2 separate regions of the Homo sapiens genome follow, and region 2 is linked to region 1. Evidence: read pairs that join two places in POLR2A ChIA-PET (ENCODE). Cell type or tissue: A673. All regions are shown on one strand. Links, peaks and the distances in the headings refer to the core of each region. The heading gives the core; the rest is flanking DNA.

Region 1 (2,921 bases), core at 296-2,795:
GGCAGATCATGAGGTCAGGAGATTGAGGCCATCCTGGCTAACATGGTGAAACCCCATCTCCACTAAAAATACAAAAATTAGCCGGGCGTGGTGGTGGGCTCCTGTAGTCCCAGCTACTCGGGAGGCTGAGGCAGGAGAATCGCTTGAATCTGGGAGGCAGAGGTTGCAGTGAGCTGAGATCGCACCACTGCACTCCAGCCTGGGCGACAGAGCGAGACTCCGTTTCAAAAACAAAAACAAAAGAAATAGGGTTGTTTTATTTCCAAAATATTTCTGAAGGAGGATGGCTGCAGCATTATATTTGGACACTTTCCATTCTGTAACTTCATCAATCAGAGCACAGGATTTTCTTAATATTTCCTTTTGCATTTGAATTAACTCTATTCACATGGCAGATGTTCCATTAACCCTTCTTCCGCTGCTAGCAATTAGCCATTTGAATTTTTTTCCCCTTTCCTTATTAAAATGGCAATGCAGCCCCTGCTGCCTGCTAGACGGCAATGTGCCAAAGAGTCAGGTAATCTCAGCGGGTGAAGTTTAATCCTAATTAGAGTGGTGTCGATGGGACGGTGGAACAGTTATTGTCACAAGCAGGAAGTACACTAGACAGGTGGTTTCAAAGGCAGGCTATAAAGAATGTGCAGCACATAATAAAGTCACCGGAGACCAGCCGACACAATGATTCTGATGCTCTTGCTGAAGCTGACCTTTTCACAGAAAGTGGGTCTTATCTTATCCCTGTGATAAATGTGAGCCTAAGTCATAGAATCATGACCTTTGAACATATAGGCTGACTTTCAACAGACTGTCCCTTAACTCCCAGAAGGGGAAGCACACTCGGGGGACAGTCAGCTACGATCATTATTTTCACGTGCAGACTGTTGGCCGCGGCGTTCTTGCTGTAGCTCCAGCGTGGATGCATGCTGTCATAAAATCGACTGCCAAGCCCACGTGCTGTGGTTCTAGAATTGAGATGGCCTTCAGCACTCATCAAATGAGCCCAAACAGAGCAAAGACTAAGAAGGAACAATCCCAGTTTTTATGTGTATGTGTGAAACTGAGATGTTTTTCCCCTAGTAATTTTAAGCAGAGATTACAGCATATGCTCTTAGCTTCCCATCTAAGAACCTAAGAAATTCTTCATGACCATGACATAATGAATGAATGTTAAATGTGTAGCACTACGTTAAGATTGTATTTGAAGATATACTGAAAACAGGGTGATTAGGTAAGCGGCTGCACACTGCAGCTTCTCTCCCTCTTAGGTTTCTTCTGAATTGTGTCTTGCCTGGCCTTCATTGTAAGCCGTTCTTATGAAGGCTTGAATACCCAGTTATCCTTGTTTCTAGACTGAAGCTGAAAGACCTCGCCCAGCAATTCCCAGATTTTGCTGGTTTGGTTTTCCCAGACCCTCCTTACTGTGAGAAAACTTCATGCCTTGATAGAATCTCTTCTTTCACCCTCATTCTTCCTCTGATGTTTTTGCTCCTCAACGCATTTGCAAACATCCTGCTACATGGTTGCTTCATTGTTCATATTAATCTCTCTCCTATCAGCCAGTGCTGGCCTTCAAAATGCTCAGCTCGCAAGGGTTCAAACCTCCACACACCAATACATGAGCGTGCTTCTCCCAGAAGGATCCAAGCAAGGTACAGGTGAGGAATCGGGACACCACGTATTATGGTATTTAGGTCAATGTATTACATATTTTACCAATAAACAAAGTGTGGACATAATCAGAGCCCAGCACAATTGCTCAATTGTTGCATTGTTTTGAATCTCAAAGAGATATATGTTGCATTGTTTGATCAGAACAATCTCCTATGTCAGGAAACAGTGTTACACTCTCAGTCCTCCATGTTTGGCCAGAGGTCATTCTTATTCCTATGTAAAAACAGGTTGTGAGAATGCACTTTTTAGCTGAGATTACCCAGATATCCTCCCTTGATGCATCCTATTCATGGTCATTGGGATCCATTAGGGTCGTCTGGGAACTGCCTTTCCCCATGAAGACAGAGCCTGGCCCTTTTATTTATTAGCTGTGTGTTTTGAGGGAACCCTCTTAACCATTGAACCCACATTCCTTACCCAAAAAATAGACAGCGTGAACCTTAAACTAACTCATGTTTTGGTTAACAATAAGATTGTACTTAGCACATAATATACAAGTAAAAACATAATATTACTAGTATTAAATTATTATGGGTTCTTTTCATATATACAAAGGCAATTATTCCACCTTTAATACCATCTTGCCAATGAATATACAAGAAGAGCTAAAACTTTTGTGTGCGCTTTCTGAATAAAAATGTTCCTAGACTTTAATCAAAAACTCTTCCTCACTTCAGAAAATAGAATATTTAGGCCAGGATTCAAACTAAACTCCTAAACCTGCTGCATGTCAAAACTTCTGCTCTTCCCTCATCTATACAACTCCAAGAAAGAACCTGGGAGTGGTCATCCTATTTGATACTTTCTCCTTGCTCAGTGCTCTACCTCCTAGCACTTTTCCATTGCTTCATTTGTTGGAGGATTTCTGAGGTTTCAGCATCATTGTGTTGCAAGTAATGGGGAAAAGAGGTGATGCCACAGGGCAGTTCTTCCCTCCCTGGGATTCCTTGTGCACTCTGAGCCCAGGAAATGGTTAAATTCAGGGCTTATTTGCAGCTGGAGCAGTTGTTAAGATACGGAACTATTCCATATGGCCAGACTGTTCCTATCCACTGCCTCAACCTCCTCCCTTCCCACTGCCAACAGGGTCTCACTCCGCTCCCCACACCTCTGGCCCTCTCTCAAAATCACAAGCTGTCTTGTCCTCACAATCAGGCAAGTAAACAGTCAAGTCTGGCACAGCAGAGTGCATCCAGGGCCCTGGAGCCAGCTTCTACTCTGACAGGTTGGGGCACACGGTGCACTGGTTG
Region 2 (2,921 bases), core at 159-2,658, 490 kb after region 1:
GTCACTGTTGAAATTTCTCTGAACTCATCTTAGCATGTCCAATTACTTGATCTCGTCAATTTTTTACTCATGTAGCATAATCAATCTTTTACTTGCTAGTCAGGTTGCCACCTCCATTGTCAAATCACTCACAGATGGTGCAACTCCTAAATGCAGTGATGGTTCCCGGCCAGTCCACACTACTCCTCTTCAACTCTAACTTCCTTCATTGAGCAAGTATTTCTGAGCATACACTGTGTCAGTTGCTTTTATTTATATTAACTTGTTTAATTCTTGTGAAATGAAGATAGACATTATTATCCTTGCTTAATAATTGAGGGTTCTGAGCCTCTGATTGGGTCACCAAATGGTGTGGCCAGACGTGATTACAACTGGATTTAAAACCAAGATCGGTTGACTTCAGTTCTCATGATGGTTCGTCTACATGTCAGTCTCTTCAGAGTTCGCTTTTGGTTTCCTCCTTCATCAAATCTGAGACACATAGTTATTTCTCACTGACTCCAATAAGACCAATCAGGCAAAGCTCGATGTCACGCAGCTTTTCCACAATCTGCTGGGTAAATGTGATCCGTGTGTTCTCCTAGTGGCTTTCTTTTTTGCTTGTTTTCAGTCTCTTCCATTTCTTCTCTATTCTTCCACTATGCTTGCTTTCTGCCAAAAAGGGTTACTTTTTGGCCATGCCACTTATTCTTAGAATCTTAGAATTTTGAGGCATTTTTTAACTTTTATTTTAGGTTTGGGGGTACATGTGGAGATTTGTTATGTAGGTAAACTTGTGTCATGGGGAATTGTCATATAAATTATTTCATCACCCAGGAATTAAGCCCAGTACCCAGTAGTTATCTTTCTTGCTCACCTCTCTCCTTCCACCCTCCGCCCTCAAGTAGACCCCACTGTCTATTTCCTTCTTTGTGTTCATATGTTTTCATAATTTAGCTCCCACTTATAAGTGAGAACATACAGTATTTGGTTTTTCCGTTCCCGCAGTTGTTTGCTAAGGATAATTAGCTTCCAGCTTTATCCATGTTCCTGCAAAACACATGATCTCATTCTTTTTTATGGCTGCATAGTATTCCATGGTGTATCTTTTCATCACAGCTCCTCCTTCTACTGTTGAATAAGCTCAGACCCAGAAAGCTTAAGTGACTTCCTCAGAATGGCACACTTAACTTAGATAGAGAATGGAGCTCTGTCTCCTTTCTTCTAGTCAAGAGTTTATAACATAGGACCTGTATTTCTCATGTTTATCTTAATTTCATATTTTTCTCTAATTGGTCAACTCTTGAACCTACCTTCTTGGATTACTCACAATTTGGTGAATATATAATGATATTAATTTATCATTTTAGAAATGTTCTTCTATCTTCCTCATATATGCCTGCCTTTTTTCCCACTCTTCTTTCCTTTCTTCTTTTCTTCTATTCATTCCTCAACCGCAGGGAATATGGCAGTGAAGAGCACACAATCCTTGCCCGTGGGAACATAGAATCTTGCATGATGAACAGATTTATTACAATTAAACTGTGATTGTATTACATGCTGCATGTACTAAGTGGAGATAGAAGCTAGTCTGAGGGACCTAGCAAGGTTTCCCTGAAAAATGATGGGAAAATAATTCCTGATGCACAGAGCAACAGACGGAGAATCATGGACAGAAGAAGCAGATGGGAGAGCCCTGAGGTGGACAGAGGCTGCTTCTTCTAAGGCAGAGGCCCTGTGAGGGCAGAGCTGGGAGGGAGTGGGGAGCCAAGCGAGGAAGCTGAGAGGGAACCTGGGATTCAACTGAGCAGGATTTCACAGGTGCTGTTCAGGTTTTTGAAATTAATCTCAAAGGAAATGAAAGCCATTGAAACTTTTAGGCAGCAGAGTGGTATGACGCGATCTGAATTTATATCCTGGGGTTTTTGAAGAGTGAGTTTGAGGAGGTGAGGAAGAGAGTTCAAGAGGCTTTTGTGTCAGACCAAGGGAGCCCAGGAGAACCCCCATGCATGGGGAGCAACAGCTAGAGGCAGGTGTACCCCAGAAGAGGGTCCGGTTGGGGGACGAACCTGTGCATTGCCAACACCGACCTCATGTCCGCAGACTTCTCTATCGTTGAGACTGCCCAGGACAGGGCTAGAAAGTGAGGAAAATTGCTTATTTCAGCACTTTCAATCCTTAATTAGGATTAAAAGGCAAGATTAGTATAGGCGACAGGAAAAGAAGAAAAAAGGACCAAGGAGAAAATCAAACTAAATTTCAAATCTTAAATCAGGGAATGAGCAGCCAGCTGGAGCTGGTCTCGCGCTAGTACATCTGACTAGAATGAATTTTACCTCTCTGTCTTTCCGGCAAGCTTTAATTCATCCTTCAAGGAATGTCCCATGAATCGGTTCTGAGAATACCTCCCTAAGTGAACTCAAAGCAAGCTGTTCTTTCCACTGCGTTTGTACGTCTACTGAAGCAATCACTGCGTCCTGTTACATTTCCTTGTGGAGTATCCACTGCATGCTGAATGTGAGTTCTCTGAAGACAGGTCAAGGTGTCTTATTCAGTCCTGTATGCCCAATCATTAAATTAAGCATTCGATAAATTTTTATTGATTTCACATTTATTAAAGTTCACATCCAGACTTTGTCTTTTTTACATATGTATCCTTCACCCCTAAAATCTGAGTTCTAACATTTCTTCTTCTCATGATTAATGGCATGGGAACACAAGATTGTCATAGAGAAGGATACACAAAGACACTTTTGTTTGAACGTTGTGTCTTTTTAATTTATTTCTCTCAGATCAATGTAGCCATGCCATCCCTTTCTTTTCTCTAAAATTAAATGGAAGTTCAATGTGGATTTTCTCCTAATCATATAATAATACAGATAAAAGAATTGTTCAAAAGGAAACTAGGAATTGACTAAACAACCCTCATTGACTATTTTTAA

What was found. Peaks named below come from ENCODE experiments on the same cell type or tissue, not always from the same donor. Only the 100,000 strongest peaks of a DNase experiment are listed, where the experiment ranks them.
Region 2: POLR2A ChIA-PET joins it to region 1 with 5 read pairs; 1 of 35 experiments calls an interaction of 5 or more read pairs at or near these places.

Annotation. Positions count from the first base shown.
Region 1 is chr2:4,765,406-4,768,326 of GRCh38, forward strand. No RefSeq gene overlaps it. Among named protein-coding and RNA genes, the nearest start is that of LINC01249, 110 kb to the left of the region's middle. In A673, for the core only: no CTCF peak of the experiment used is centred there; no DNase peak of the experiment used is centred there; H3K27ac peaks cover 791 bases.
Region 2 is chr2:5,251,321-5,254,241 of GRCh38, forward strand. No RefSeq gene overlaps it. Among named protein-coding and RNA genes, the nearest start is that of LINC01248, 440 kb to the right of the region's middle. In A673, for the core only: no CTCF peak of the experiment used is centred there; no DNase peak of the experiment used is centred there.